2 separate regions of the Homo sapiens genome follow, and region 1 is linked to region 2. Evidence: read pairs that join two places in POLR2A ChIA-PET (ENCODE). Cell type or tissue: PC-3. All regions are shown on one strand. Each heading gives the region's core, and the rest is flanking DNA. Links, peaks and the distances in the headings are about the cores only. Region 1 overlaps CAMK1G (calcium/calmodulin dependent protein kinase IG). Region 2 overlaps LOC107985255 (a long non-coding RNA gene).

What was found. ChIA-PET counts read pairs that join two places held together with the same protein. Peaks named below come from ENCODE experiments on the same cell type or tissue, not always from the same donor. Only the 100,000 strongest peaks of a DNase experiment are listed, where the experiment ranks them.
Region 1: POLR2A ChIA-PET joins it to region 2 with 6 read pairs; 1 of 35 experiments calls an interaction of 5 or more read pairs at or near these places.

The regions. Positions count from the first base shown.
Region 1 is chr1:209,586,146-209,590,538 of GRCh38, reverse strand. All of the region lies in intron 1 of CAMK1G (calcium/calmodulin dependent protein kinase IG), which reads right to left. It overlaps LOC107985256 (a long non-coding RNA gene), which reads left to right and starts at 4,174. Exons shown (of 3, transcript XR_001738443.2): 1 at 4,174-4,338. In PC-3, for the core only: no CTCF peak of the experiment used is centred there; a DNase peak (open chromatin) is centred at 2,538; H3K27ac peaks cover 1,003 bases.
Region 2 is chr1:208,919,440-208,923,832 of GRCh38, reverse strand. All of the region lies in intron 1 of LOC107985255 (a long non-coding RNA gene), which reads left to right. Among named protein-coding and RNA genes, the nearest start is that of LINC01774, 51 kb to the left of the region's middle. In PC-3, for the core only: no CTCF peak of the experiment used is centred there; a DNase peak (open chromatin) is centred at 2,352; H3K27ac peaks cover 2,581 bases.

The DNA of each region.
Region 1 (4,393 bases), core at 170-4,169, 670 kb before region 2:
TCTTAAATAGCTTTAAAAACATAGTATTCTTAGCCGAAGCTAGGCTATGAGAAAACATCTTTCCCGCCCACTCCTCCTCCCATACACTGAATCCTAACCATTTAGTTCCATCTTCAGTGCAATGTGGAAAACTCAAAGGCCCAGATCTGAAACCCCCATAGCTTTGGCTTTCCCTTCCCACCCCTCTGTAACCAGAGTGATCGCCTCAAGACTCCCATGCCCTGTGTGGTGGAGGTCTGAACAGTGGGCTTTGAAAGGGGTGCCCATGTTCCTTCCATGGCTGCATCCTGCTTCTTTCTGCTAAAGTCCTCCCCCTCCTCTCTTGACTTCTGTAATCTAGGCCTTTTCAGAGGAAAAGAAAACAAATTCTAAGGAGCTTGAAGCTCCAATATTGCTCTCATTTGTTTCCAAAGTACTCCCCGCCTCTCACTCTATTTCTGGCAACAATTTCCATTGGGTTTCAAAGCTCAGGAGCAGCCGCCACAGATTTCTCTGAGATTTAGGGCTGATTTTTCACATCGATAGCTCAGGAGACTTGGAGGATGTCGGCTTTGTGGCTGGTTCAGGCGCCTGGCACCTCAGCACAGCAAGATTCTCAAGAATATTCTGCAAAAATGGCTCCTAGCAAAGAAAATTACCTTATTCATGGAACTATCTTTGAGTCGTGGAGGTAATACTCCTTCATTCAACATTCATTTATTGAGTACTTCCTGTGTACAATTTGGGCTATAAATAGACATTTCTATGATAGGAGTCTGGCCTTAAAAGTGCTTACAATCAGGTTATGAAGACCAAACACAGATATATAAATAAGGAGCTAAGAATGCAGGCCAGTCTGCTTAAAGGACTGGGACCATGTATTACTCATCTTTGAAATCCTAGAACCTACTACTGTTCCTGGCACTCACTAAAGGTCCAGCCCATGGTTGCTAAATGAGTGAATGAGAGAAAAGCTTGGGGGTGGGTTGATTGGGGAGCGCATTGTGGAGGAGTTAGACTTAAGATGAGTATAGAAGGTGGGTGGATGTATTCTTTATATTGCTTTAGAGAGGAGCCTATAGCAAGAAGACCTGAGCCCTGGGAAGGGACCGCAGCAGGGCCTCCCTCTCTATAGTCCTTGCTGTGAGGCTCTGCCCATGGCACAGCAGCAGGAGAGGGTGGAATGGCCATAGAAGGCCAAATCTGCTTGGCTTCTTTCTTGTCATCATAATTTCAGGGACACTAGTGCCTGGGATGGGATCCGTGTCTGGTTCTTGGTCAGAAGAACTTCCCTGCAACACTAGACAAGGCTCTTCCTGACCATTCTACCTAGAGTCCGTCTACCCACACCCAGAGTCACTCTCTCTTAGGTGAGCCAGTCCTTTCTTCTGTAATAAGTATGACAATCTCAAAGCACCCTGTTTACTTGTTTGAGGTTGATCTCCTCTATAGGAAGTAACTCCACACAGACAAAGACCTTGGCTATCTTGTTGCCTCCCTTGGGGCTAGTGCAGTACCTGCCTCCTAGCTTCGGCTCAATTGTATTTTTTGGATGAACTTCCTGGCCTCTTGGGGGAAAACTCTGCAGCTGTGGAGGAGGCTACAGAGGGGAAAGTTCTTCCTAAAGGGCAGGCAGTACAGCCTTGGGGTGGACGCTGCCTCTGAGTGCAGCCCTTTCCATGCTCCCAGTGGCAGGCTGTGTGATGCTTGCTTATGAGAAGCTGGTGAGAGATGCTTGGGCCATGAGCCCAGGAGGCAGATGCCCCTTCCATGGAGCTTCTCTGTCCTTCCTCCTTTTCCAGCTTCATTTAGTAAAGGGAGCACCACTAGCCCGAGATGGAACTCTCAGGCAGATAAGCTTTGTCTGCAGTGGCCTCCTCACTGTGGTCATATACCCTAAAACTGCCAGGTCACCTCATGACCCCACACTGGCCGGATTCTCTCTCTGCACTCTCATGTCTGCCCCACTCTCCATGTGGCCTACCTACCCAAAGTTTTCTATTTGAGTTGCAGCCATTTAGGGACCTGCCCTGAGGTGCTTATTAAACGTATCAGCTGGGCTAATAGCTTAAAACTGTTACGCTCCTAATTAGGTGATCCAGAGTCTTAGGAGCATCACGTTATAATTCAAAGGCTTTCCATCCAATCCAATCCAATCCAATCCAATCCAATCCAATCCAATCCAATCCAATCCAATCCAATCCATTCCGCTCCACTCTAATCCAATCCACTCCAATCCATTACAATGTGTGTACAGTGTAGGAACAATCATAGTGTTCCTAAACTGGGCATGGACAAACCAGAGGATATGGGGACAGGGAAGGAGAGCATCTTTGAGTAGCACCTCTGCAATCTTAAGCTCACAGATAATGGTTCTCAATTCTACCCATGGGAAGAGCCACCCTCCTTTTGCTGGTGCTGTCACTAGGGGCTTCTGAGCAAGGAGGCATGAATCACTCTGGGGCATAGTGAGCAGGCTCAGAGCCTTCTGGATCATGCCTGGCTCTTTTACTGACCTTAGAGGAATCAGTCTACCCTAAGACTGCTTTATAGTCTCTGCTTCCGGGATTTTCCATTCTTTGGGAGCATGACTCAGAAAAGCCTATGGGCCTTGGGAGGGAGGTTATCAGTTGGATCATCTCTAATAAGAATGTGCTCTCTGCCTCCAGGCTGGGGCACACCGAATCATGGAAATCTATCAGCGCTTGGTTACAAAAGGGTAAAAGGCAAAAGTTGGGAAGTTTTCTTGCTGGGTCACACAATTTTCTAGACTCTGGTCCATATTGGACTTTATATCATCCACTGGGTTAAAAGAATACCAGAAAGAACCCAGACTTGTTCCAGTCTTGGTTTGATATCCCGTAGCTGTGCAGCCCCAGGCAGATCACCATACATCCCTGAGTTTCCATCCTCCTCTCTGGTGAACAGAGGAGATTGGACTAGATTAAAGTTCCCTGAAGTTTGCTTTTCAGTATCTTAGTCCTGGGTGACTCTCTGTGAGTAGGGTGGATTTGCTACCTCCTCTGGCCCCCTTCTTGGAGATTCACAATCCACATTAGCTTATTAAAGGCTCTGAGGACCATTAAAGACACATGCTGTTTAATCTGGCATTTCCCAAATTTCGTAGATAGTGAAATTCTTTCCTTCTGTAACACTAATATTAGTGTGCCGGGGATCTAGGGTTTCTCAGAGCATCCTTTGGAAAATGTAGACTAGGCCATCTCTAATGCTTTGTAATTCTTCATATTTTGCAGGGATAGATGAAATTTCGAGCAGCCCTCTGCCATCAGTCACAGTTTCACCCTCCTTGTGGTGTCATAGGTGAATGGCTGGGCCTGTGTCAGAACTCACTTCCAGTTCACGGGTTGCAACCCAAGTGGCTCATCTGCTTGCCAAAGCTGAGGCTCTGGAACCTAAAGGCTTCAGGAAGCTTCTGGCTGGAGAGAAACTCCAAGGACCACCCACTCCATTTCCCAGCCCTTCTGCCACTGCCATTCTGCATTTCAAAGATCAACTCTGCATGCCAATTTCTGTTCACAAAATGACCCAGAGAGAAGGTTTTTCAATTGTTGCCTGCAGTTTATTTAAGGCGCAAACCTACATTTAAGTTTAACAAAATCTCTCCTGCTGCAGTGACAAGCCATAATTTATGTGTTGCTTATGGTTTACTGTGTGCTTCTTACAGAGGATGTGAAGATCATTCTCTAGGGCTTCATGCGGTAGCTGAGAGGTCAACACACAGGGGCCATTGTAGAGAGCAGGGTATGCTGCTTATTCTTAGTGTGCTGCTAAGTATATTGGGCCTTGGTTTCCTCATCTGCTGAATGTGAATAATGATCCCTGCTCTATTTCTCAGCATTCCTTTGGAGGGCTAATGCTTCAATGGGCACAAAAGCAGTTTGCAACCTCTAAAGTGCCATGCAGTGGGTCCACATTATAGGCACATGAATTAAACACTAAGCACTGGAGAAAGAGAAAGGGAAACCAATAAGGACTTAAACAGGGTGAGCACAGGACAGGAGACAGGAATCTGCTATTTCTTCAGCTGGTTCCAGCTCCCACGTGCCTTTCACAGTGTGAGCATCTCATCTCACTGTGTTTCTAAAGTGTTTAAAGATATATGATTTTTCGTACATCATAGCCTGAATGCAAGCCAACTACTTCATCTGGTACTCAACCAAGAAAACAGGGAACTGTTGCAACAAGAGAGGAAATAATACTTCTGTTGGTTTTTTTCACAGGTGATATGCAGGTCTCCACTGGGGCACTTTTCTAAGGAGTTTTCAAGGTTAACGCTGACTGTGTGTCACACACCGCCTTCAAGCCCAATCCCATGCAAGAGGTGCCTCTTTTGTACAGGTTGGACGCTCATTACTATTAACCTTCCCAGCTAGGCACTCTACTCTGGCTTCCA
Region 2 (4,393 bases), core at 215-4,214:
TTTTTTATGAAGTTTAATAGGCCTGAGCCTAGGGACCTTCTGTGGTGTTGATTAGCTTCATATTTCTCTCATTAATGTAGAATCTGATTAGCTCTTATAAAAAGCATTTCATCTCAGGCGTGTGGCAACCACATTGTTCTGATATTAGGAATTGCAAGTTGAATTCACCTGAGAAAAGAAACATCCCCAGGGACAAAGGCCCTGACCTCTTGCTGCCACAAAATGAGAGGCCTGGGAAGACCAGCTGGCTCTCACATCTCATTGGCCACAGTAAGAAACTCTCAGCGTTTGAACTGGGACAATCTTATTGGAGGCCAGCAGAGCTGGTTCACTGCAAAGAGAGCTGACTCCACAGAGTAGGCAGCAGCCACCATATGAATCAGGCTTTGATCACAGAAGCAAAAATGCTGTGAGTGATACAGAAAAGGGGGTCATTACAGGAACTAGATTCTATGCTATCATAGGAGTTGGCTGAGCAGCCTGCGGCTGTGTCTGGTGTGGGGCCTGAAGTTGCTCCAGGTCAGCCAGACCAGCAGTCAAAAAGGAAAATGGGATGTGGACACACTGGAATCCCTCTCCGTTTTTCACTACCTCCAACCTTGATGTCATGGCTGACCAGTGGAGATGCCCATGCCCTTCACCATGGAAACATGTACACAGTTGGCCCAAGACTCCGTGAAACTGAAGAAGGAGATCCAGGTGCTTTTCCAGGAGCTGCCCCATGCTAAGCAGGTGAACCAACTGACCAGCAGCAACATGGAAGCCGCCACAGTGCCTGACACCCTGCACTATACTTCAGAGGGTAAAAATGGTCACTCCATCTCTGTATTCCAAATCTCATGATTCTCTAGGGCCAACACTAACCAAGAACCACACCGGGAAGGGAACTCTGGGAACTGTTCTGATGTAGCTGATTTGACACAGCACAGAGCTGCCACAGCCAGTCCTAAGCAATATACACCAAAGAGAATGACTTGATGCCAGTGGTAATCTCTGATATACAGAGAACAGATAAGTGTCACTCAATGAAGACCCAATTCTTAAGAGATGGTGGGAAAATTTAGGCTGAAAGACTTATGCTCTCAGTAAATATTGTAAGGTGCCCATGACTACCCATGCCCAGTGAACTTTACTAAAATAGAAAAAAAATTTATTTTAGAAACCATACAGCATTTCCCTAGCCCATGAACTCTTTCACTTTACCATACAGTGTTTCCCTAGCCCATGAACTCTTTCACTTTCTTTGATGCCTATTTCATTTATTCTTCCCTATGTCTCCTCCCCACCCTCAGCTAAGGACTGATTCTTGCTTCACTGAGGAAACTGAAGTATTCTGAACATCCCAGACTCCCATTACCATGACTGGTTTCCTAAGCACATCTGCACCCATCTACTGACTTTCATTTGTATATTCATCCTTATTGTGAAACCAGCATCACCTCCTGATTCTCTCTCTTGCATACATAAGGCTCCAGCAATTTCTCCCATCTCACTTGCGTCATTAGTTCTTTTCCCTCTCTACTTGATCATTGTCATCAGCTTATAAATAGGCTATTACTACCTCTTCTTGATAAAATAAGACTTTCTTTGCCACACAATATATCCATCGAATCATTCAGGCATTTGACTTACAGTTTTCCACAGTCTGGATTTTATTACAGTATATATATGGTGAAGTTCAACATTTTCTTTGTTCTCTTTTCCTGCAAATTGGCAGCTAGATCTATTGGCTTGATTAGACTTATGTCTGATCCCTTCAACAAGGCTCTAGAAGGTGGTGTATTCTTTCATCAGGAGGTACATAATGTCTACTTTGTATCTTTTTGGTGAAGTAAGCACCTACTGATGTTTAAAATCCACATGTATGAATTCATAGATACAGAGAGGGAGGGAAAACCTATAAATTAGAAGATAGTTAAAAGACATAGTTTTTTTTTTTTTTTTGACATGGAGTCTCTTTCACTCAGGCTGGAGTACAGTAGCAGTACAGTAGCATGATCTTGGCTCACCGCAAACTCTGACTCCCGGGTTCAAATGATTCTCCTGCCTCACCTTCCTGAGTAGCTGGGATTACAGGTGTGCACCACCATGCCCAGCTAATTTTTGTATTTTTAGTAGATATGGGGTTTCCCCATGTTGGCCAGGCTGGTCTCGAACTCCTGACCTCAGGTGATCCACCCATCTCGGCCTCCCAAATTGCTGTGATTACAGGCATGAGCCACCTTGCCCAGCCAAAAGGGGTTTTAAGTGAGCAAGACTGAACTATGGTGTCTGGGAATGTGCATTTGACTGATACAACCATAAAGAAACACAAGGAGGTGATTACTACAAGATCAGGAAATTGGGTGGGGTTGGGGGTTGAAATAGGGATGTGACACATGGAGAGCCTTGTGGACTGGCTGGCATAGTTCTAGTTCTTGTTCTGGGTTGTGACTAAAAGAATGTTCACCTTATAAGAACTCATTAAGTCATATATTTATTTTGTGGGATTTCTTTATCCCTCTTTTATTTTATAGTAAAATTTACTATTCTTTCTGTCTCTAGTTCCACAATGCCCATTCTCTATTAAACTAAATCAAATCAGCTTTTGCCCCCACTACTTCCATGAAATTGCTCTTGTATAAGTCATCGATTGCTTCCAATTGCTACATTCACGGCCAAGTCTCAAGCCTCATTTTACCTGCCCAGCTTGTGACACAGGTGCTCAATCCCTCTTGCTTAAAATACTTTCTTCACTGGGCTCCTGTAGCACCATACTCGCTAGTATTTTTAGTCTCCTTTTCTGATTCATTTTCTTCTCCATCACTTTACAAAGTTAAAATACCTAAAGCTTCAGTGTTTGGCTCCTTCTCTTCTCTACTGACATGCAATCTCTTGGAAATCTTATCCAAGATTATCAAAATTACCATCCCAATGACTTTAAATAATATCTACATACTGACAGTTCCCAAGTGTGTGTATCTTCATCCTAGAACTTCAGACTAGAATACCCAATACCCTACCCAACATCTTTACATGGGTGCCTAATAGAGTTTTGGGTTTACCAGGTACCCAAGCAAACTTCTTATTTTCCTCTCCAAGACAGTTGCATCTCCAGTCTTTTTCGTGGCTCAGTTAATGACATCCCCATTCTTCTAGTTGCTTAAGAAAAAACAATTAGGCCAGGTGCGGTGGCTCACGCCTGTAATCCCAGCACTTTGGGAGGCCAAGGCGGGTGGATCATGAGGTCAGGAGATCGAGACCATCCTGGCTAACACGGTGAAACCCCGTCTCTACTAAAAATACAAAAAAATTGGCCGGGAGTGGTGGCGGGCGCCTGTGGTCCCAGCTACTCGGGAGGCCGAGGCAGGAGAATGGCGTGAAGCAGGGAGGCGGAGCTTGCAGTAAGCCGAGATCGCGCCACTGCATTCCAGCCTGGGTGACAAAGCAAGACTCCGTCTCAAAAAAAAAAAAAAAGAAAAAAAAATTAAAGTCATCATCGACTTCTCTCTTTTTCTATTATTGGTCATTCAATCTCTAAGCAAGTCCTGTTAGTACTTCAGAAAGCGTCTATCATCCAACTACTTCTTTCCTCTCTTACAGCTACTGCCTGGATTCAAACCACAGTAATCTCTCTCTCCTGCCATGCTCTCCAGAGCAGTCGCTTTACTTTTCTTCTTGCCTCCTCATATTCTCCATACAGGTTACACTCAGGACAGCTGCCAGAGTAAGTCTTTAAAAATGAAAATATCAGTGCATTTTACTCCTTTGCTCAATGTTTATCAAAGTCTTCCCATTTCACTTAGAGTAAAAGGCAAGTTCTTACAATGGTGTAAATGGATCCATGTGATCTGACTCTCCTAGTTACCTCTCGACTTCAGGTCCTACTGCAAATCTTTCCCTCCTTCCCTTATCTTAGCCTGCTTGGCAGTTCGTGAATAGGCCAGACACACTCCTACCTCAGGATGTTTCTTACTGGCTGTGTCCTCTGCCAGAAATACCCTTCATCCAGACATCCACATAGCCCACCTCCTGCCTTCATTCAAGTTTTTTAATCAAATGCCATCATATGAATGATTTTCTTCTCCATAACTATTTATTTATACCTCCCAGTACTTCCAGGCCCCCTTACCCAGCTCTCTTCCTTCCATGAGATTTGCCGCCTTCTAATACACGTTTTTTTTCTTAATTTATTATGTTTAAGGTTTGATGTCTGTCTCTTCACAATAGAAAAATTCCACAAGTGCAGGGATTGTTGTTTGTTTTGTACACAATATATCCCTAGCATGTTGTTCACTGCCTGACTCATAATAGGGATTCATGACATATTTGTTAAATGAATAATTGCAAGGAAGCATCCTGCTCACTCCAAATTTCTACCTTCTTTTTTTTTCTTCTGACTGAAAACTTTTCT